2 separate regions of the Homo sapiens genome follow, and region 2 is linked to region 1. A link is an interaction called in ENCODE POLR2A ChIA-PET data of the cell type or tissue named here. Cell type or tissue: K562. All regions are shown on one strand. Links, peaks and the distances in the headings refer to the core of each region. The heading gives the core; the rest is flanking DNA.

What was found. ChIA-PET counts read pairs that join two places held together with the same protein. Peaks named below come from ENCODE experiments on the same cell type or tissue, not always from the same donor. Only the 100,000 strongest peaks of a DNase experiment are listed, where the experiment ranks them.
Region 2: POLR2A ChIA-PET joins it to region 1 with 5 read pairs; 2 of 35 experiments call an interaction of 5 or more read pairs at or near these places.

The regions. Positions count from the first base shown.
Region 1 is chr20:38,604,272-38,615,969 of GRCh38, reverse strand. All of the region lies in intron 1 of ARHGAP40 (Rho GTPase activating protein 40), which reads right to left. It also overlaps the pseudogene LOC391247. Among named protein-coding and RNA genes, the nearest start is that of ARHGAP40, 8.3 kb to the right of the region's middle. RefSeq lists an enhancer at 7,187-7,687. In K562, for the core only: no CTCF peak of the experiment used is centred there; no DNase peak of the experiment used is centred there; H3K27me3 peaks cover 3,125 bases.
Region 2 is chr20:38,441,708-38,453,405 of GRCh38, reverse strand. SNHG11 (small nucleolar RNA host gene 11) reads right to left here and starts at 6,752. Exons shown (of 5, transcript NR_003239.1): 1 at 6,394-6,752; 2 at 5,783-5,940; 3 at 4,676-4,744; 4 at 2,959-3,070; 5 at 2,485-2,873. SNORA71E (small nucleolar RNA, H/ACA box 71E) reads right to left here and starts at 5,323; the gene lies at 5,188-5,323. It overlaps SNORA60 (small nucleolar RNA, H/ACA box 60), which reads right to left and starts at 4,037; the gene lies at 3,902-4,037. It overlaps LOC124904975 (small nucleolar RNA SNORA71), which reads right to left and starts at 11,370; the gene lies at 11,237-11,370. RefSeq lists enhancers at 5,363-5,917, 6,867-6,916. In K562, for the core only: CTCF peaks have their summits at 5,075 and 6,803; DNase peaks (open chromatin) are centred at 5,125, 5,884, 6,403 and 6,755; H3K4me3 peaks cover 1,813 bases.

The DNA of each region.
Region 1 (11,698 bases), core at 4,211-9,210:
GAGGAGTAAGTTCAGCCAGACCCATGGCTAGAAATGGAGCTGCCCAGCAGAGCCTAGGGTAGAGCAACTAATCCCCAGCCACCTTCAGACACAGGAGCGGGAGTACACAATCGTCGCTTAGGGAAATGATTGCTGCTGGGTTTGGGGATCATTTGTCACACAGTGATAGCTGACAGGGACAGCACGCTATCGCACAACCCCAGCAGCTCTGCCAGAGGTGCGGTGAGCCCACTCTCTGCCACTCACACCATTCCCAGGTGCCAGGTGCACACGCCACTGGCTGTGTGCACGCTCCATGTTCCACCCTATCTCCAACCCCCAGATAAAGAGACACATCCGGTTCTGAGTCAGGAATCAATAAAGGATAGAAATTGGACCTCTTAGAGCAGAGATTGAAAGGCAATCTCGGGGAAAACAGTGGCTGCGGCACCTCCTCCGGGACACTGAAGGGCCCAAGGAGACTGTGAGGCCCGAGCTGGCCACTCGCGCCGCCATGGACGTGGCCGAGGTCGAGTTCCTGGCTGAGAAGGAGCTGGTTACCATTATCCCCAACTTCAGTCTGGACAAGAGCTACCTCATTGGGGTGGGTACCTGGGGCCTTTTAACCCTGGTTTACCAGTGGAAGTACCCCCGTGGCTGGCAATTAACCTGAAACAAAAGCAGAAATGTCGACTGCTCCCTCCGGAGTGGATGAACATAGAAAAGTTGGAGAAGATGAGGGATCATGAATGAAAGGAAGAAACTTTTTTACCTCAATGCCCACCAGCCTTTACTACATGGAACTTACCAAGCTCCCATTAAATCATGCTTCAGACAACATCCCGAAGGCAGACGAAATCCGGACCCTGGTCAAGGATATATGGGACACTCGTATAGCCAAACTCCGAGTGTCTGCTGACAGCTTTGTGAGGCAACAGGAGGCACATGCCAAGCCGGATAACTTGACCTTGATGGAGATCAACCCCAGCGGGACTTTCCTCACACAAGCGCTCAACCACACGTACAAACTCGCACAAACCTCCAGCCTTCGGAGAGTACTCAGTCTCAGGACTTCTAGAGAAAGGCCTGGTGCAGGCAGCTTGCTGGGGGATGTGACGCTCAGGACGTGATGAGGTACTCATGGTTCTGGAGCTCTAGAGACACTTTTGAATGCATGAAAAACGTGCGATGGTGCAAGGAATGGATTCATGACATTGTTGGAGAAGCAACAAGTTTGTGGCTAGTCCTTAAAACTTAGCTCCCTGGGACATTCTTCAATTCCACATCTACTTCTAGAAATCAGCCTTCTCTGCCCCCTCTTTTGAGAAAGAAAAAAGCTTTAGGCAAATAAGTTATTGTCCCTAGCAGAGCCGCTTGGGTCTCCTGCATGGAAACCGTCACCTTGGGTAAGTGTTCAGTGACTGGTAGGTGTAGATATAGCAGGAGTGGCCATGTGGCCAATGGTTTTTTTTCCCCCTTCTTGATCCTGATTTCTTGGGCTAAATTTAGACGCTCCTATAGAGATGGGTCACAGAGAAGGATGGTAGATGGTGCAGCTAATGATGCTGACCAGTGCTTATGCTCTAAGCCCCGATCCACAATAAAAATGGACCCAACTCAAAAAAAAAGAAAGAAAGAAAGAAAGGCAATCTCAGGGCACAGCCATGTGTGTATGGGTACGCCAGGGAATCGTGGGTGCACAGTCACTCATGAATGTGTACATAGCCATGTGTGCCTATGAAGAGGGTCTCTCCTCTGTTGCCTCAGGACTTGCCAGGAGGTCTGGATTCTTCATGCCTACCCATATCACTCACATAACTTAGTACATGATGACTACGTAAATGGTGCCCCTCTGAGTGTAACACTCACATGCAGTGCACAACCTGAACATCGGGACACAGCAACACTCACATCTACGAAGCAACCCCTGTGGCAACAGGGTTGGGATGGGTGGGAATGAGATGTTATAAAAGGTAAATCTTACCTTTACATTTTTGAGTATCATCTTAACTGAGCTCCTAAAATCCCTCTATGGCTACAACTTTCCCATTAAGACAAAGAAGACTGGCTCATTCTGGACAGTGTGACCATTCTTTGAATTATTAAACGATGCTCGCCATATCTCTTTCACACAGCATTTCTGCTAGAGCCGATCTGTGGGTTATGAAAGTCACAAGCATGGCTATTTTGTGTTATAGACAACAAGAATAAAACATTCTGAAATGTAATTAATATAATTTAGCTTCCTGAATCACACAGGAGCCTGGGCTGAGAGACAGGGAAGGCACAGCTATGGGTGCCCCCTTTAGCTGTTCAAGTTGGGCACAAATCAGAACAGAGGACCCACGCTGGGCCCAAGAAGCTGCATCCTAGGTGTGGAGACCTGGCCCAGAGACCTTCTCCAGGGCAGGGTGCTTCTCCACCCTGCCCATGGGCTGGAATCTCCCAGTAAGCTTTGCCAGGCCATTATGCCCAAGCAATGCCCCAGCCAGACCAATGACACCCAAACTGCTGGGAATGGGACCTGGGCACCTATTGTTGATTCCATTGTGCAACCAGGGTTGGAAAGCCAGGAGTATCATTATGTTGCTGGGGTTCAGAGAATTGCATAGGTTTCAAGAGTTGGGTGGGAACTGATGGATTGCATCAGAATTCTCACATAGCACTCTGGGAGGGGCAGCCTGCATTTTTTAGATGGATGGGGGAGATTAAGGTACTGCCCATGACCTCTGAGACGACAAATATTCCCAACAGAAGATCAGGATCTACCAATCTCCATCTGAGATAGCAAACTGCATCCCCCCACCACGTCCCCAACACACACAATGGATTTTCACACCTTTTAAATAGCTTGCCATCATTTGAAAATGAGGAGGTCTCACATTTTTAAGTCCTCTAATTTCCAATTTCCCTTGGGAAAAAATAATCAGTAGAGATGATAATCCTGGGTCTGTGTCTCTAAGTGACAATTGGCTGAAGCCAAGTGGTGGCTGCCTCTTAAAACAGGCCTCCAGCCAGCAGCGCAGCCCTGTGGTGCTTGCCAGAGAAGCTTCGAAAGTCCTTAAGTTGTGTAGGCTTTCCCTGATCCTTCCTTCGAACAAGATTATAGACATTTGTGTGTCCCTTCCTGAGTCACTTAGATTGTCATCTTGATTTGTACTGGCCAATATTGTAGCCACTAGCCACCTGAGCCCTTGAAATATGGTATTTAGTATGAATGAGGAGCTGAATTTTTAACTCCTTCCTTCCTTCCTTCTTTCTTTTCTTTTCTTTCCTTTCCTTTTCTTTTCTTATCTCTTTTCTTTTCTTTTCTTTCATTTTCAGACAGAATCCCACTCTTTCGCCCAGGTTGGAGTGCAGTGGTGCAATCTCAGCTCACAGAAACCTCTGCCTCTTGGGTTTAAGCGATTCTTCTGCCTCAGCCTCCCGGCTGGAATTACAGGCACCTTCCACCATGCCCAGCTAATTTTTGTATTTTTAGTACAGACAGGGTTTCTCCACGTTGGCCAGGCTGGTCTCAAGCTCCCAACCTCAAGTGATCTGCCCTCCTCAGCCTCCCAAAGTGCTGGGATTACAGGTGTGAGCCACCGTGCCCAGCCAACTTTATTTAATTTTAACCAATTTAAATTTAAAACTACATACTTGTTTCAGTTACTGGAAAAGGCCTAAATATGTTTAGAACAACTTGGGTACACAAATCTACTTTTCTGGCTGTATATTTTATGAAATCTAAATATATATTAAGGATTTCTGATGAAAATTTAGCATCCTATCAGAGATTGCTGGAAATGAAAAATACACACTGGATTTTGAAGACTTCATATTTGAAAATGTAAAATATCTCATTAATGTTTCATATTGATTACATGTGAAAATATTCTGGACATATTGGGTTACATAAAATGTTGTTTTTATTAAAATAACATTAAGTATTAATGTTGTTAATTTGATCATATTAGAAGTTTTAGACCAGGCACAGTGGCTCATGCCTGTAGTCCCAGCGTTTTGGGAGGCTGAGGCAGGAGGATCATCTGAGCCCAGGAGTTGGAAATCAGCCTGGGCAACACAGCAAGACCCTATCCCTACAAAAAAAAAATTACAAAAATTAGCCGGGTGTGGCCAGGCACGGTGGCTCGTGCCTGTAATCCCAGCACTTTGGGAGGCCGAGGTGGGAGGATCACGGGGTCAGGAGATCGAGATCATCCTGGCTAACACAGTGAAACCCTATCTCTACTAAAAACACACAAAAAAATTAGCTGGGCATGGTGGCGGGCGCCTGTAGTCCCAGCTACTTGGGAGGCTGAGGCAGGAGAATGGCGTGAACCCGGGAGCTTGCAGAGAGCCAAGATGGTGCCACTGCACTCCAGCCTGGGCGACAGAGCAAGACTCCGTCTGAAAAAAAAAAATTAGCCAAGTGTGGTTGTGCATAACTGGAGTCCCAGCCGTTCAGGAGGCGTGGGCAGGAGGATTGCTTGAGCCCAGGAGTTTGAGGTTGCAGTGAGCTATGATTGTGTTACTGCACTCCAGCTTGGGTAAAAGAGTGAGACCCTGTTTCTAAAAAAAAAAAAAAAAAAAAAGTTTTAAATAGGCTTAGTGCCCTCCATAAACCAAAAATAAAATCCTAAGCCCCCCAGCCAATTGAACAGATCCACTCTCTTGGCCAAGAGAATCGCAGGGAAACCTGCAAAACTGAATTCGTAGCCATGATGGGTTGGGAAGTTGGACACACCTCATTATACGCTCCTCCCTTTTGTAGTTTAGGCACAGCATCTGACCAGCATTAATGTTAAAATAGACATCACAATGGCCAGGCATGGTGGCTCACGCCTTGCCTCCACTTTGGGAGGCTGAGGCAGGTGAATCACTTGAGACCAGGAGTTCGAGACTAGCCTGGCCAACATGGTGAAACCCCATCTCTACTAAAAATACAAAAATTATCCAGGTGTGGTGGTGGGTGCCTGTAATCCCAGCTACTCGGAAGGCTGAGGCAGGAGAATCGCTTAAACCCCGGAGGTGGAGGTTGCAGTGAGCTGAGATTTTGCCACTGCACTCCAGCCTGGGTGACAGAGCAAGACTCTGTCAAAAAAAAAAAAAAGAAAAAAAAAAAGAAAAGACATCACAAGATTGACAAAACAGACTTTTTGTGACAATAAGATAACCAATTATAAACAGGACCTATGGCTGTGCCAGACAAAGGTGAACTCACACACCCCTACGAGCAACTCTGAACTGGTATATTGGTTAACAGACTTCCTTCTCTTAAACATTCCTTTCTGCTGACTCCAAATTTTTAGACGAAGCTTCACTCCTCTAACCAATTGCAAATTAAAGAATCTGAATCCACGTATAATCTGTAAGCCCCGGCTTCAAGATATGCCGCCTTTTCCAGCCAAACCATTATACAGCTTCTATGCTTTGAGTTATGTCTTTGCCTATAACTCCTGTCTCCCCTAAAATGCATAAAACCAAACTGTAATCTGACTGCCATGGAGACACCTTCTCAGACCTCTTGAGACTGTGTTCCCCAGGCCAGGGTCTCTTACATTGGCTCAGAATAAACCTTAAAATATATTACAGAGCTTGGTTTTCCCATTCACACCTTGGTTCCACAATCCTCACCATGCCCTGAGATGTTACACTCTGCCACGTGACTCCCTGAGGGTCCCACTTAACCCTTGTAGGCACCAGAGTTTACAACTCCTGGTCTATAACATCTTCCTAGCTGGTTTGGGGTAGGGGGGTGGCACAGTGGGGGGAGCTTTTTAAAATCTTATGTAAGTTGTGGATCCTCTCTCCGGAGAACCACACACACACACAGAGATGCATAACATTTACCAAATAATTTTAGTGGTTCTCGGATCTTTGAAGGTCCATCCTTGAGCCCCAGATTAAGAACATCTGGTCTTTAAAGCCTTCAAAAAAGACCAGCAGGAAGAGCATCAGGCTGGTTGCCATGGTTACACCTCCTCTTAGGCTGGCCTAGGGGTGAGGCATGGCCTCATTATCCCTGTCTTTGCTGCACATCTTCACAGGGAGGTCCTCATTGCTCACTCTTCCATTACGCACTCAAGGGCTTAAGAGCCAGATTGTCATCCTACCTTCAGGTCTCCTGGCCCTGGGGTTGCAGCCGGGCTCAGGGCTTGAAAGCAAACTGCAATCCCATCTCTCCTCTGCCCCACTCTCTGCTCCAGCCAGTGTGAGCTACGTGTACCTCTCAGAGGCACCAGGCTCCCTCTTGCCCTGGAGTTTTGCCCAGTTGGCAGCTACTGCCAGGAACACCCTTCTCCTTCCCATCCTTGGCCTGCTCAGTGCCTACTTTGGGACTCAGCTCAGGCATCACCTCCTCCAGGAAGCCTTCTCTGCAGCCCTCCTAGAGGCGTTGGGCTCATTGATGTCCTGGCACTTACCGCCCTCCATGGTCATTGCCTGTTTGTTTTCTCCTTTAGTCTGGGATCTCTTTGAGACCAGAGACATTCTTTTTATTATTGTATAAGCCCAGCTCCCAAAACAGAGCAGATATTGATAAATATTTGAAGGATTAATAAACTTAACCCAGTGGTTCTCAAAGTGTGGGCCCCAGACCTTCAGTATCAGCATCAGTTGGGAGCCTGTTAGGAGTGCACATTTTCAGCCCTCGCCTCAGAACTACAGAATTAGAAACTCTGGGGGTGGGGTGCAGCAATCTGTGTTTGCACAAGCCTTCCAGGTGACTCCAAGGCACTGATCTAAGCCCCAGGTTGGAGGGAGGCAGGATGACTCCTGAGGGTGGAGGCAGGGGACTGAAGTTTGGAAAAGCAATATGGAAGGGTGACTGCGGGTAGGCAGAATAACCCCCCCACTACCCACTACTCCCTGGAATCTGTAAATGTGTGTGTTACATGGCAAAGGTGGGATGAAGGTTGCAGATGGAATTACAGTTGCTAATCAGCTGATTTTGGGGAGATTATTCTGGGTTGCCTGAGTGGGCCCAATGAAACCACTAAGGTCCTTAAATGGGGAAGAGGGAGGCAGAAGAGTGAAAACCAGAGAGATGGTAGCATGAGAAGGACTCAGCCGGCCACTCTTGCCTTTGCAGATGCAGGTGGACCGCAACTTAAGGAAGGCAGGTGGCTTCTTGAAGCTAGAAAATTGATTGTCCCCGAGAGCCTCCAGAAAGGATCACAGTCCTACCGACACCTTGATTTTTAGACCAGTAAGACCCATTTTGGACTTCTGACCTCCAGAACTCTAAGATAATACCTTTGTATTGTTTCAGCCACTAAATTTGTGGCCCTTTTTCACCGCCCCAACGGCCCAAATTAGGGCCACTAAATTTGTGGCCCTAAGTCACCTTAGCCACTATAGTGGCTAAGGACCAAGGCCCTGAAGTCACACTGTCTGGGCCTAGGTCTGTCCTCTTGATGTGCGGCCTATAAAATCAGGGTGATTGTGTGATAGTATACAGAAGGCAGTGAGGATGAAATAAAGTAAGGCCTGTAAAACATTCAGCCCATAGTAAGTACTCCAAAAACATGAAAACACAAGGCTGCCTTCCGACCAACGAGCAGCCAGCAGCCAACAGTCCTCTTAAGATGGGGCAAACAGCCCGAGGGGACAGAGTAGTAACTAGAGAACAAAAGGGGGAGTGGGCTGAGAAGAGGCTTCCTGGAGGAGGTGGTGTTGAAACTCAGTTTTAAAGAAACAAGTCAGTGAATGTCTGGGAGGAAATGAGATATGCAAATCTCCCAGGAAGGGGAGCAGGTCTTTATGCTGGGAAGTGCAAAGTTTTCCCTGGGTGGATAGAAGTCTGTATTAGGGTTTAATGAGAACAAAGTCAGTAAGAAATAAATGGTAGTGCAGAACAACTCTCCAAACAAATTAAAATCCAGAAGCCATAACAGAAGAAAGCTGAGTTGATTACATCAAGACTTAAAACTTTTGTATGACAAAAGACACTATAAAAAATGTCATAGGACCTTTTTCCTCAACTGAGAGGAAATATCTGCAACAAATGATAAAGTGTTACTATTCAGTCTATATATATAAAGAGTTCCTGGAAAGCAACAAGAAAAAAAATACCCAAAAAATCTACTGGGAAAGTTGGCAGCAGATAGAAATCCACAAGTCACAGGAGATAAAATGCAAATGCCCTATGTGAAAAGATGTGGAGCCTCGCAAGTAATCAGGGCAATGCGAAATAAAACAAGGATGAACTCTATCAGATTGGCAAACACAGAAAAGATTGCCAACACTCAGTACTGGCAAGTATCGAGAAAAGACCTTCTCACACTTGGATGAGCATCTGCTGGTCAATTTGGGAAGAGTCGGTGACGCCTGACAGGAGGGGAGGTGGAGAAGCGGCCTCCACATTGCAGGCAGGGTGAGGACCCCAGGGTTGTGAAGGGCGGCAGCCTAACTGCTTGGTGTAATTAACACCTTCACCTCTGCTTCATTGTGAGAAAAGAGGGAAAATAGGAAGCTCCATCCGAAGGGACCTGCCCTTCGCTGGTTTGTAAGCAGGATCTGAGGAGGCCCCTCCTGCTGGAGAGCCCTGGAGGAAAGTGGTTTGCAAGGACTTTTTCCTGCAAAGCTGGTCAGAAGCCCCCAGCGGCAGCCTGGTCCCCTGAGCTGCGGATCTGAGGTGGCCGTTCCGGGTTTCGAACCAGGAGGATGTGTGAGTGTGAACGGCAGCCACTATCTGAATGGCACTGATTCCACAAATGAAGGATCAGGCCCAGAGAAATGAAGGAACTTTCCCAATGATGAGTGGAGGATTTAGGACTCAAATGCAAATTTTTCTGCTATGCCAAGGAGTCAGGAGTCCCGAATGTACTTGTCCCATGAAAACAAGCCTGTGCTATTTGGAGTCAGCTCCAAGAACTTGCCCTTTGACCACTGATATCTGACACAAATTGTCCCATTTCTAAATGGTGGGCACTGTACTAAGCCCTCACATGCATTAATGTCATTTTATCCTCACAACAAGTCTATGAAGCAGGTACCGCTGTTCACAACCATTTTACAGAAAAGGAACCAAGGCTCAGAAAGGTTAAGTAACTTCCCCAGAGGTCCACAGCTGATAAGTGGTGAAGCTGGGCTTTCAGATTCAGGCTGTCCTTCTACCCCTGACATATTTAAACCATGTGTAGGTGATTTATTCAGTGGTTGCGTTCACATACAAGGGGGTGTGTCTGGAGAGATCAGTTGACATTGACCCCAGTGGCAGAGACTTGAGCTACACATGAGCAAAATATGAGTGAAGGTGAACCTTGTAAAGGTGATTGATTCTACAAGCTATCTGTGTGCAATCAGCCAAGTCATTTAACCCATTATTGATTAAGGAAATCTGGCTGGTGCACTAGACTCAAAATGGGTCTTTCTGCCTCTCTGATCTGCCTTTGAACTCTGCCAGACACTGAGCATGTGAAAAGATGCTCAGCCTCACTAATAATAATAAAAAGGGCAAATTAAAACAAGAGACAGGTTTCTCCCAATCCAATTAGCCAAGACTAAAAATGAACAATAATGTCTGGTCAAGAATGTCATGTATATTAGGAAACAAGCTCACACCCACTTGGTGAGTCTAATTGGGTACAACCTTCCTGGAAAACCACCCAGAATATGTTTCAGAATTTTAAATGTATACACCTTTGGACTCCATGATTCCTATTCTGAAAATGTATCATAAGTACACAAAGATATATGTCCAAGAACATTGCAGTATAGTTTATAATAGCAACCAAAAGAGAAAAAGAAGCAACCTAAAATTCCATCAACAGGAGGCTAGTTAACAAAAGTACTGTCCAGTCATAAAATGAAACATCACACAGTCTTTAAAGAGGATAACGTAAGGGCAGGTGTGGTGGCACATGCCTGTAGTCCCACCTACTTGGGAGGCTGAGGCAGGAGGATTGCTTGAGTCCAGGAGTTTGAGACAAGCCTGAGCAACATAGGGAGACCCTGTCTCTACAAAAATGAAAAAAATAGCTAGGCGTGGTGGTGCATGCCTGTGGTCCCAGGATCACTTGAGCCTGGGAGGTTGAGGCTGCAGTGATTCCACCACTGCACTCCAGCCTCAGCCTGGTCAATAGAGCAAGACTCTGTCTCCAAAAGAAAAAAAAAGAATAATGTTGATTTCTATGTCTTTCCAGGAAAAGATATTATAAAGATGGAAATGTCATTTATAAAATAGTATACATAATACAAACCAATTCACGTATGTAAGTACAATTATGTGCATGGATTGGATCATAGATACATTTTACGTATACATGTATGTAAATATTTATGAAGCACAAAATCCTATAGGATGTACACTTAACTTCTCACAATTGCTGTTCTTGTGGGTTGGAGGTGGGAGGGGCAGGTGGATTTCACTTGCTACTTTTTTTGCATTTTTATACCAATCATGAATTAACAGAAAATATATTTCTACAGGGAGCAAGGATAAGGGGAATCCCAACAGAGTCACCTCACTCCAACTGGGTCTTTGAGGCACCTCCCAAGGCCAATATTGCATGGTTTTAAGATGAAGTCCACATAGACAGTGAATTCGGTGTCCCCCTCACATTATGGGATGTTCTGTTTGATGACAACATTGACTCTATTCATCCCTGCTCAGGCCTTTCAGGTCAGCATTTAGTGTATTATGTGGTAGTGACCAGTGTTATGTCTTCCTCCTGGACCAGCCTGTGGACATCTTAAGGGCTGAGAGAGCATCTTATTCATGCCCACACCCTCATATCCATCACAGGACTTCATGTAGAGGCAGTGAGCATTTCATTCATCAGGGAAATATTTCATGAACACCTACAACAAGCCAGCCCTGTGCCAGTGCTGGAGAGCTGTGGGTAAACAGAACAGATCCGGGCTTACATCCTGAAGGTTGCCGTCCTGCTGGAATTTGTTGAATAACTAAATGACTCACAAGCAAGGGACCAGTGAGATGAACAGACTCAAAGGATTGGGGGAGCTGACCTAGTGACCTTGTGAGCCAATACACAAGAACATTAGCCTGGAGCAAACAGACCAACCTTGTTCCAGGGAAGTAGTTTTCGCTTTTTTTTTTTTCTTTGGCAGTGGAATGTCTTCTCAATAAACAAAAGAGGTAACGGTGATATTATTATAAGCTGATTTTATAAGTTTAATTTAAAGCATTTACTGATCATACAATCAAGATAATTTTAGTTGACAAAAAACATTTGGGATACCTGAGTGGAGGTAGTATTTTTACTAGATGTTTAATACTTGAAAGATATAATAAAAATTAAATTCAAATAAAATGTTTGCAGAACCCTGGTTTAAAAACCACTGTTCTGGGCCAGGCGCATTGGCTCACGCTTGTAATCCCAGCACTTTGGGAGGCTAAGGCGGGTGGATCATGAGCTCAGGAGTTCGAGACCAGCCTGACCAACATGATGAAACCCCATCTCTACTGAAAATACAAAAATTAGCCAGGCGTGGTGGCGCACGCCTGTAATCCTAGCTACTCAAGAGGCTAAGGCAGGAGAATCACTTGAACCCGGGAGGCGGAGGTTGCAGTGAGCCGAGATCGTGCCATTGTACTCCAGCCTGGGCAACGGAGTGAGACTCCATCTCAAAAAAAAAAAAAAAACACCACTGTTCTGGAAGTAAAAATGTTGCTTTTGTTGTTTTGTTTTCAGTAATAAACAGAATGGTTCAAATTTTAAACTCTCTTAAGTATTTTTCATCTGTTCATTCAACCAGTAGCTATTAAGCA
Region 2 (11,698 bases), core at 4,383-9,382, 160 kb after region 1:
AATGCCACTCCCTCTGCTGGTCCCCAAACTTCCTATCTTGTTTCCCTGCTTTATGACTTTTTTTCCTTAACATTTCTCAAGCATTCTACCTATTTTAGTACTTTGTTTTATGATATGTCCTTGTCCTCCAAAATGTAAGTACAAAGCAGGGATTTGCTCTTTTGCCTGTTTTGTTTACCAGTTCCTAGAATTGTGCCTGCACAGAACTGATAATTGATATGAATGGAAGGAGGGGCGGGGAATCCAGTCTGGGTGGAGGTTCCGCCAGCAAAGGCTTCCTGAAGAAAGTGACACAAGCTGAGTCAGCTGAGCTTGAAGCGGAGGATGCATTCCAGGCGCATAGGCCGGGAAAAGAACATGTTCAGGGACCTTAAGCAGAAGGGTGGCTGAGGCCTAGGGTGCTTGTGTGAGAAAAGGGTGGACAGGCAGGCCACAGGCAGAGTGAGGAGGGCCTTGCTGTCTCCTCGGGAGAATGGGAAGTCTAGGCTAGAGGCTGAGGGTAGGGTCGGGCGAGGGTGGCAGAGGGCAGGAGAAGAAAGACCTAAGAGGCTGGGCCAGCGATGAGGACCATTTACAATTGGAAAGGAAGTTCTAGTGATTGAGAGGAGCTATCCTTCATCGAGCACTTCCTATGTGCCAAGTGCTATGCTAAGAGCTTCTAACATATTAGTTCACCAACCTTCACATCCAGCCAGCAACCACTAGGATGCATGAAAATAGGGTGATAAATGAGGGAACCCTCCACAAATCAACCAGTCTGGCTTAGTAAGAAAACTTTTATGCCAGGGGGCCAAGCCACAGTAAGTGATCCTATCTCTATAGCTGACACTCTCTTCCCCCACTGCGTGGCAATCTCACCTCTTCCCTTGTTTTTCAGTACTCCATCATTGTTGCCTCCCATAGAACAAACTAAAAAGGGCGTAAGGGACCCCCAGGTTGCAGGATTGAGGTAGTGGGTCAAGAAGAGCATGAGAGAGAGAGAAAGAGAACGAGAGATTAAAGAAGGGAGTGTAGTGTAGACACTTGTCCTATTAGCTGACAGGAACCTGCTTAGCTATGAGAGGGGTCAGTTTGCTAAGGAAAGACAGGTCTACCAATTCAAGGCACCAACCAGTGTAAAACTTCACTAAAAATAGTGGACTCAGAAAAGGGGAGAATTTTGGCCCCCTTTCTTTGGTGGGGGAAATGTGGTCATTTCTCACTAAAGGACAAAGGCCACAGTTGGATAAAACCGGCTAGAGAGGGGTTGCAGCAGGTGGGGGGATCTTCAAGAGAGCAAACCAGAGGTGTCAGGTGGTTCTTGGGTAGGAATAAGGAGGGGGGCAATGCAGAAATAAGGCCCTCGCCAGAGATGGCTGGCAGAGCGGACTCTTCAGCCAAGAATGTCTCCTGCTGGCAGAGGTCATCAGAGATGCCTGACAGCCTGGTTTCCCTCAACCCTAGTCACAGTTATTTCTTTTTTTTTTTTTTTCTTTTGAGACAGAGTCTCACTCTGTTGCCTAGGCTGGAGTGCAGTGGCGTAATCTTGGCTCACTGCAACCTCCACCTCCCGGGTTCAAATGATTCTCCTGCGTCAGCCTCCTGAGTAGCTGGGAATATAGGTGCCTGCCACCATGCCTAATTTTTGTATTTTTAGTAGAGATGGGGTTTCACCATGTTGGCCAGGCTGGTCTCGAACTCCTGACCTCAAGTGATTCACCCGCCTCAGACTCCCAAAGTGCTGGGATTACAGGCGTGAGCCACCATGCCCGGCTTAGTCACAGTGATTTCTATTTCAACTGAAGGAGTGGGACCAACTGACTCCCAACTTTCTACCATAGCCTTTGGGAGCATTCTTGTGTGAAATTTACCTGAAAAATGAGGACAGAGCAACATATGGAGGTGGTGACACACATACAATGCACACGTAAGCACATCACTGCGATCACTGCTACCAAAGAGAATCCCCAAAGACCAAATCTATCTCATGGTAACAGAAGCCCCAGCGGCTGGCACTGCCTGCCACACCCCCAGAGCTCTCCAAGTGCAGCTATTCCTCATATACTCCACTCTCTCCTCTGCTCAAAACCAACTCCTACATTCACCTGCAATCCACCACCTGAGCTCAGGGCACTCTTGCATTCTTCAAGGACTCCAGCCCCTGCCTCCATCCCTAAGTTATCCCGTCATAGTCTTCTCTCCCAAAGCCTTGGCTCAAATGTTTCCCCTGCCAACTTAATCCTAAGAGTTCCCCTTCTCTCCTAAGCCTGAACCCCCCCACCCCTAGATGCACTTGGGATTATTGTTCAACCCCGGTCCAAATCCCACGTCCCATCTCACATTCCCTAGGTCAAGCCTTGGGTATGTGTCAAGGGGAAAGTCTTAATGAGTGAGAACCAGAAGACCTGCCCTTGTGACCCACTCTCTACACCCAGTCTTGCTGGCACACGGAGATACTGATTAAAAAAAAACCAAACACACAAAAATGAAAGAACAAGCAGCAGGGCATGTTTCAAGATTTATTGAGTGGGTGAGAGGACAATGGTCCATAGCACAGAAAAAGTCAACAGGAACAAATTCTTGGTTTTCAGAAGTCACACCAGGAGGAGGCGGGAGGACACGGAGGATGGCCACTGGATGGCCTGGCCTAGATGGAAGAAAACCTGTCTTCCTGGGCCATGGCACTCTGTGGCACTGGCAGGGCAGAGCCAGCTGAAGGGTCTTCAACTCTGGATCCCAAGTCCCCAGAGCCACAGGGCTTTTCCTCTGCCCACCCACGCTGAGGGAAAAGTCGAATAATGTTGTGCTGAGACAATAGGGGCAAGAAGGTCCAGCCATGAGTCACAGGGTGACATCACTCGTCACTCTTGGTCTGTGATCAACCCCCAAACAATCTAAAAGAGAAGACAAATGAAGCCAGCGACCTGGAATTTCCACCTCGGAAACACAGGCCAACTTAACCTCTTGGCATTCACTTACCATGAGGAGGCCCCTCCAGGGGAGCTGGGACCCCAGGTCATTGTCCTGAGAGGCTCAGTGCCTGCACCTCTTGGGGTTTCCTCTAACAGTTTCCAGACCCAAGGCAGCATCCCTGGAGTGAGGAGGGGCCACAGAGCAGAAGGCTGTAAGTACTTGGTCTCCAGTGTTCTGTCGTCTTTCTTCAAGCTGATGTCAATGGGAATGCCCCCAGTTAATCAATCAGGTATGAGTTGCCAGTTTCTTTCATACCAAACTCATCTCAAAAAGGAATCTCAATGCTCCCAAAGAATATCAAAATAAAAACTTAAGAGTCCAGCAAAACTGTCTTAAGAGTCTTAACAGGCAACTGAGCAGATGTGCAACTGGCAGAAAGACAGCTCAAGAGACCTCTCAGGGCCCCTCCCATAGATGTCCACCTCGCCGTGCTGGGAGCCAAGGATCACCCCAGCAGCCATCCCTCCATGCTGTCATTACTTGCCTACACATCTGTCTCCCTGGTGGGACTAGACACTCTTGCTCATCCCAGACTCAAAGACCTTCTCATGCTGCTACCCCTCCCTGGAATACCTTTCTACTGCCCATCACATCCCAATCCTTGAAAGACCTTCTCATGTTGCTACCCCTCCCTGGAATACCTTTCTACTGCCCATCACATCCCACTCCTTGAAAGACCTGCCCAGGCCCACCACCTCCAAAAGGCTGCTTCTCTTTGAAAATCTTAAGGCAGTGACTGTATGCCACCCATCATCACACTTATTCATTAAAAATAATTCACACAGGCTTTCTCCACCATCTAGTACTCAAACCTTGACACTGAAAGAGACTGCTCTCTGATAACAGGAGGCTAAGCTGAAAAAAGCCATACTAAAGTGTCTCCCATCACTCACTCACACAACATCCTGCAATGCTCCTGAGACCAGAAGGTGCTGGCAGGAGAGAAGGAGTGTGTGAAAGCGCCAGCATTTGAAAGGGACAGGTGTGAACCCTCCAAACACGGGAAACGGCTTTCAGCAATTCCTCTCCCTGCGTTATTGATGACCAGAGCACAGGCAGCCCGTGATCATTTTTGAATGCAGGTGTATACAAGGGCAGAGAGAGATCCATGAGGAGAAACAGATGCCAGCAGCTTGTGGACTAGGTCCAGTCCAGGAAAATGATCCAGCCCAGCACAGGATCCCAAAAGTGGCCCTGCTTTCCTGTAAAACTTCCTTGCCAGGAGGAATCACAGAGAAGTCACATGGGGCAAAAACAATCGGAAAATATTGGTTGGTAATGATAGGAATCATATGGTCTCAAGTACCACAAAAGTCACCTCTATCAGAACATTATTTTCCAAATGAAGAAAATTAGGTTCTGAATCAGTCCTTGACTGGGATAGTGGCAGAAGGGGATTCAAAGCCAGGGGACCAGAGTCTCTGAAGCCTAGGTCCACTCATTTTCCATTACAACATCCTGCTGCCCAGGGAGAAAGGGCAGAGACCTCTTATTACCAAAGTGGGACTCTGGAGGTTTCCCCCCAGCAGCAAGCCCGGAAGGCACAGGAAAGGCCAGAGGTGATCTGGGTTGGCTGGGTGGACAGCGGATCTGGGGACCCACAGTGCCATTCTCATCTCACCTCTCAGCTCCCCTACACCAACCCCAAAGCCCCTGGGAACATGTACAGAACTGTACTAGATACAAGGAACCAACATTCCAGAGAATGAACCAGAGATCTTACCTCAAGGATACTGAGGTCTAGCATGTTCCCAACATGACAACTCCCATGCCTCTGCACACAGTGGACTATCTGCAACAGATAAGATGCCATGAGTGAGCACCCAGCTTGTCCCTGCTCGCAGCAGGGATGGCAGGCAACAGGAAAGGGCTTAGCACAGTAGTTACCAGACAGTAAACACTCCTAAGCAAACACACTATTTCCTCATAAAAGAGAAAATAGTTAACTCTACAGAGGAAGACAGCGGATGGTCTATGGCAGGGTGAGGGTGGCCAACACTGATCAATGTGTAGTTAATCAGCAAAAGATTGAAAGGAGATCAAAACCAGGTTTACAGCAGTGTGCCATGGCTGAGTGGCAGTGACTCTGCTGGTCATCAAGGGGAATTTAAGCAACACACACAGCCTGGTTCCCAACAGCAGGGAGCAGGAAGTGAAAGCTCTAATCATGATATAACACACACGGCAGCCCCCAATCCCCTGGAGGCCCCAGGTGTGTGCAGCTTTGAGAAGGAGGAGTGTAGGAAAGCTCCTGGGACAGGAGGGTGAAGATGTGGACCCTCCAAACACAGCAACCTTTCCCGCATTTCCTCTGCCTGCACTACCAATGACCAGGACACGGGCAGCCCGTGATCACTTACGAATGCAGGCGCAGAAAAGAGCAAAGGGGATCCAGGAACAGAGGCCAAAGTGAGCTGCCTGGAGATTGCCAAAGCGCCAAGCCCAAAGGACCTGAGCGCTATCCACTTAATGCAGTACAAAGATCTCATCTGCCCCCATCAAGAAAGTCACAGAAGACCAATTTCTGGTTAAAAAAAAAAAAGGCTTAAATTGTTCATTCATCCCACAAATATTGAGTATCTACAAGTAGCCAGACATCATGGGTTCAAAAGCAAGAAAAACGTGCAAGATCTCCCCACTTACAGAGCTTTCGCAGTTTCCCTACATTACAGAAAGTCAAGCTCAGGAGAATGAAAGAACTTAGCCAGGCTCTCCTCTGCACCCGGCTTTGCCATACAGTTCTCGGAATTCATGACCATGCCCTCCGCTGGGGTCCCCCAGAAGGGAATTTGAAGGGTCCCCCAAAGTGCTCATGACCAGCACCACTTACCCAGGGACATCCTCACACCGCGGACAGTGGGAGCCCCTCAGGGAGTGCAGATCAGGGTGCTGCAGGAAAAATGGGGGCGCTGGCTGGTGCGGAACCAGCAAAGCCATCCAAGGGAGAGCTGTCATCTGTCTCCAGGATAGCCGCACAGCCCACGAGGCCTAGGCAGGGAAAAGCGTAGGGAAGGGGCTTAGTACAAGGTCCTGGCAAAGGAGTCTGGAATTCGCCCCTCTGGGGCCCTGGGAGCGTCCTCCATTTAAACCTCAGCCAACTGGTCTGTAAAATGGAGGTTTTACAGCTACTTTTTAAAGGTTATTGAGGAGAAAATGAGTTCACGGTTCCAAGGACGTGGCACAATGACCGACACTTTGTAGGCAACCGAAAAGCAGCTTTGGGGGCTTCCAAAGTCAGGAGTCGGAGATCGGGGTCGGGGGAGTAAAAGTCGCGAGGTCTCTAGCCCCCTCAGCCCGCGTGCAAGGCCCCGGGCACAGCGTTGCCAAGCCGTTTCTCAAGGGGGCACTAAGCCTCCCCGCAGAGAGGCTGTGCCGACCTAGGGGGGTTTGACGTCTGCATGGGGTCGGCTTAGCCCAGCGAAGGCCGAGGGCGCGGCTCACCCGCCAGTCTCTTTCCCGAGGACACGCGAAACCCGAGGGGCCCACCCCGGCAGAGGGGACGGACCACTGCACCAGCGGCTGGGCCTGACGTCCAGCCGGCTCTTCCCACTCCCCTCGGGGCCTCAGTTTCCCCTTTTGTCGGGGAGGAGGTACACAGCACCGGCCTTGGGAGGCCACCAGGGGTTCTTGGGAAGACCACTCCTCGGGCCCTGCCCCTCATTGACTCATCCGGAGCGCCAGGACGGATGGCGGCGGGTACAGGGGTAACCGCGCGGAGGAGGCTGAGGGGCAGGCCGCAGCCACAAGACGCTCTCTCTAGTGCTCAGCGCCCGCGGAAATACGGCTGGGGGCGCGGCTGCAGCCTAGAGCGGCGCTTCCGCCGGGCCCCTGCCCAAGCAGACGTGCCTGCAGCGCCCCCTGGGAGGACGGAGCTGCAATTCTGTCCCTCCACTAACGCCCTTTATCCAAGCGTTCATCTAATGGAGCATCCCTTCATGAGTTCACTCACCCATCCATTTACCCAGAAAATATTTGTGAAACATCAGCTTCCATTTGAGGACACAGTGAGAAGACAGCCATCAGTCTATAAACCAGGAAGTGGGCCCTCACCGCTTCCTAGTTTACCAAATCTACTGGTGCCTTTGATCTTGGACTTTTAGCCTCCAGAACTGTGAGAAATAAATTTCTGTTGTTTATAAGCCACCCAGTTCATGATGGCACTTTGTTATGGCAGCCCAGACAGGGGTCGGCTGGCAAATAGGTCAGCTTGGACCATGGCCAGCTTGGTGTCCACACACCCTCCTCTCCAAGCAAAAAAATAGAAAAAAATCCACTTCAAACATGCATCCTTTCTAGCATTGGCAAGAGTGTGTCTGCAGTCTTGTTTTGTTTTTGACGTCAGCATACAAATAAAGGGTCAGCCATTGAGAGTAGACTGTTCTTTTAATGCTGTAACAAAGGCTGTCACAACATACTTATTTCAAGAGCTCAACATACTGCCCTGTTTGCTGGAATCACGTACTACGTAGGCCAGTGTCCCAGATGAGAAAGTCAACGTGGATAAGCAAAATGCCCACAAGGCTGTATGCAACAGCCAAACCCTCAATGGAATTTCTTAATAACTGGCCATTTAGGACAAGTTAAGGAAAAGACTTGGGCTTTTAGATAGAATGTGTTGGTGATAGAAACCTAACTTACGCTTTAAAAATAAAATACATTATTGGAAAACTTATATAATCAAGCGAAGGGAAGGGCAGAGGTCAAGCTGGGCCTCCAAGACAACAAACACCAGAACTGGAATTCCATCCCTGTCCTGCAACTCTGCCTCTCTCTCTGGGTGGACTTCTGACTTCACACTTGCTCTGATTTTTTGCTTATAGTGAGGGACATATGCCACGTTTACCCAGGGGAACATCTCCATCCTGCTTCCATTGAGGGTAGGCAGGACTGCCACATATGGTTGTGCAGGTCGTGTACTGCACAACTCATGGGAGCACCATACACATCATAGCCTATGGTTGAGAAGCAGAGATGCCAGGGATGATTGGGCAATCTGATGACACAGAAAACACTTGACTTAAAAGAAAGAAGGTGTTTTCCCTAGCATGTTCTTCCCTGGTGTAGCAGAGTCACCCTCTGTCATACCATCTCATCCTTAAATGATGGTCCTTCTAATAAAGTCCCTTGAAAATATCTCTGAATGGCAACACTTTTGAGGAATTTTTTCTCCACGCTACTTGAGATCAAGCAGAAGACTTTAATTAAACCTGTGACAGTGAAACCTGTGCACGGTCATTAGAAAAAAAGGTTTGCAAGCAGTAGCGGGGCTTTCTGAGAAATGCTATTCTGAATTCCACAAACTTTTTTTTTTTTTTTTTGAGACAGAGTCTTGCTCTGTCACCCAGGCTGGAGTGCAGTGGCGTGATCTCAGCTCACTGCAACCTCTGCCTCCCGGGTTCAAGGGATTCTCCTGCCTCAGCCTCCTGAGTAGCTGGGATTACAGGCGCACATCACCACAGCCTGACTAATTTTTGTATTTTTAGTAGATTGCACCATATTGGCCAGGCTGGTCTCAAACTCCCAACCTCAGGTGATCTGCCTGACATCGGCCTCCCACGTGCTGGGATTACAGGTGTGAGCCACTGTGCCCGGCCTGATTTTTACAACCTTTCACACTCAAGCTCTCAATTCTCAAAATTACCTTCTGGGCCAAGGATAGGCACTTCCACCCTTTCTGGAGCTCTGGGAGGAGTCACCCATCTCTGAGGTCCCTCATCTAATTTGTCTTGAGTGTGGGTTAGGACTTGTTGAGGCTGCACACCCCTCAGGGTGTCTGTGCTTTGCTTGTTCATGGGATCCTTGGCTGAGTCCCCACTCCTTCCTGAGTAAGCTCACCCGGCAGGCACTATCCAGCATGGCAGTGTATGTGGTAGGGGTTGGAGGGTGGGCTGCAACAGAGGTAAAGGAAGGAGGAGCAGGTGTCAGGGAGCCTGCAGGTGGTCACATCCAGCTGTCACCATTGATAAAGATACAACTGATTTCCATCTGCCCAGCTCTCGTGTCCACCTCTCCCCATTGGTGGGGTCAGAAGGCATTCACAAGGCAGAAGCACTACTCCTGCCCTTCAAGGGCACTGAGGCCAAGACTTTCCAACTGAAGCCTGCCAATTTTTTTTTTTTTTTGAAACAGGGTCTTGCTCTGTTATCCAGCTTGCAGTGCAGTGGTGCAATTATGGCTCACTGCAGCCTTGACCTCCTAGGCTCAAGCGATCCTCCTGTCTCAGCCTCCTGAGTAGCTGGGACTACAGGCGCATGCCACCAGGCCCCGCTAATTAAAAAAAAAAAATTTGTAGAGATGGGGTCATACTATGTTGTCCAGGCTGGTCTTCAACTCCTGGTCTCAAACGATCCTCTTGCCTTGGTCTCATATTCAGTCCATAACATCCTCCAAGGGTTTTTGAGATGTTGTTCCACAACACTGACATACATTTCCTATTGATGTACTTTCATGCTGGGATTACAGGCATGAGCCACCAGGCCTGGCCCTATGCTCGTTTTCTGCTTTTGTTATTTCATTAATTTATTTGTTTTGTTTTGTTTTTTGAGTCAAAGTCTCGCTCTGTCACCCAGGCTGGAGTGCAGTGGTGTGATCTCAGCTCACTGCAACCTCCGTCTCCCGAGTTCAAGCAATTCTCCTGCCTCAGCCTCCCGATTAGCTGGGATTACAGGCACACGCCATCACACCCAGATAATTTTTGTATTTTTAGTAGAGACAGGGTTTCACCCTGTTGGCCAGACTGGTCTTGAACTCCTAACCTCAAATGATCCACCTGCCTCAGCCTCCCAAAGTGCTGAGATTGTAGGTGTGAGCCATCATGCCTGGCCCTAATTTTATTTTATTCGAATCAGTTAAGTTGTCCTGCTTTTTTCTTTTTTTTCTTTTTCTTTCTTTCTTTTTTTTTTTGAGATGGAGTCTTGCTCTGTTGACCAGGCTAAAGTTCAGTAGTGCGCTCACTGCAACCTCCACCTCCTGGGTTCAAGCAATTCTCCTGCCTCAGCCTCCCAAGTAGCTGGGATGAGAGGCGCCCACCACCATGCCTGGCTAATTTTTGTATTTTTAGTAGAGACGGGGTTTCACCATCTTGGCCAGTCTAGTCTCAAACTCCTGACCTCAAGTGATCCACCTGCCTCAGCCTCCCAAAGTGCTGGGATTACAGGCATGAGCCACCACGCCCAGCCTTTTTTCATTTTTTTTAAGCCCTCAGAGCCAAGAGCAGACTGGGACACAAGTAATTTTTCTTACATTTCAGAATTAAGTGAGCCCTCTCCTGTTGCCACAATGAGCATTTCCCTTTCTTCTTTTGCATCAACATTTAAAGATCATCTATTACAGGCCATGCAATGAGATGGGGGGATACTGCCCCCTCCGGTTCCTAACTTATCCACATACCAGCACAGGTGTCCACTTCCCATCCCTTCCTCCTCTTCAGCTTCAGAGTCTTCCTCTTTCTCCCCCTGACCCTTAAGAGCCTTCCCATTGCAACTTTAAAGGACTCCTATTTGAGTACTTCAAAAATCCACCAAGAGCCAGATGCATTGGTGTGTACCTGTAGTCCCAGCTACCAGGGAGTCTAAGGCAGAAGGGTCCCCTGAGGCCAGAGAAGCATAGCAAGACCTTGTCTCCAAAAAAAGAAAAACCCACCAAGGTCCAAGCACGATGACTCACACTTTCAATCTTAGCACTTTGGGAGGTTGAGGTGGGAGGATCGTTTGAGCCCAGGAGTTGGAGACCAGCCTGGACAACATAGTGAGACCTCATCTCTACAAAAAAAATTTTCTTAATTAGCCAGGTGTGATGACATGTGCTTGTAGTCCCAGCTACTTGGGAGGCTGAGGCAGGAGGATCGCTTGAGCCCAGCAGGTTGAGGCTGCAGTGAGCTCTGATCGTGCCACTGCATTCCAGCCTGGGCAACAGAGCAAGACCATGTCTCAAAAAACAAAAACAAACAAACAGAAAACCACCAAAGCACACCATCTCCAAGAAGCCATCTTTCTTTAAATCCTATCATAATCACGATCTATACTCAATGTTGTATGTATTCATACACTCAATTGTTAATTTCCGTACAGTTCACCTGGCTGGTGAAATGTTACCTCTTCTGTGCAGGGCTCATGCTCTGTGAGCCTCAGCCATCCCTTGAGTAGTTAATCTTGTCCTGGGCAACAAATAGTCCCAGATATACACAGCCTAATTTTTGCCAAGAAGTCAAGCTGAGAAAGGCCAAACAAAATGACAGCCCACAATGCCCCAGAGGCTTGAGAGTGTTCACAGAAGAGAAGTCGAATGTGAGAAAAGCACTAGCATTTCCAAGGATAGAGATGGACCCTCCAAATGCAGAAAATGCTTTGCGCAGTTCACCGGCCTGTACTATCGATGACGAAGACACAGGCTAGCTGATGATCACTTTCAAATGCAGACACAGAAAGAGAGCACAGCATGAGACAGCGCGGGAGGCAGATGCCAACGGCCAGCATGGGAAAGAGCAGCCCAGTGAGCACAGAGCCCAGCAACGGCCACCCTGTTCTCCAAACCCTGTAAAATTTCCTTGCTGGGGAATTAAAGGGAACACACTTCTGGTAAAAGAGAGGGAAATATCTTGGCTTTGGAAAAGATCAGGATTGTAGTTATAAGAACAATAACAACAACAATAGTAGAAATTCCTTTCTCTCACAGCTTTGTTTTTGGGGTGAGTAAATTGAGGTTAAGAATAGGGCACAGAGTGGCTGGACGCGGTGGCTCAAGCCTG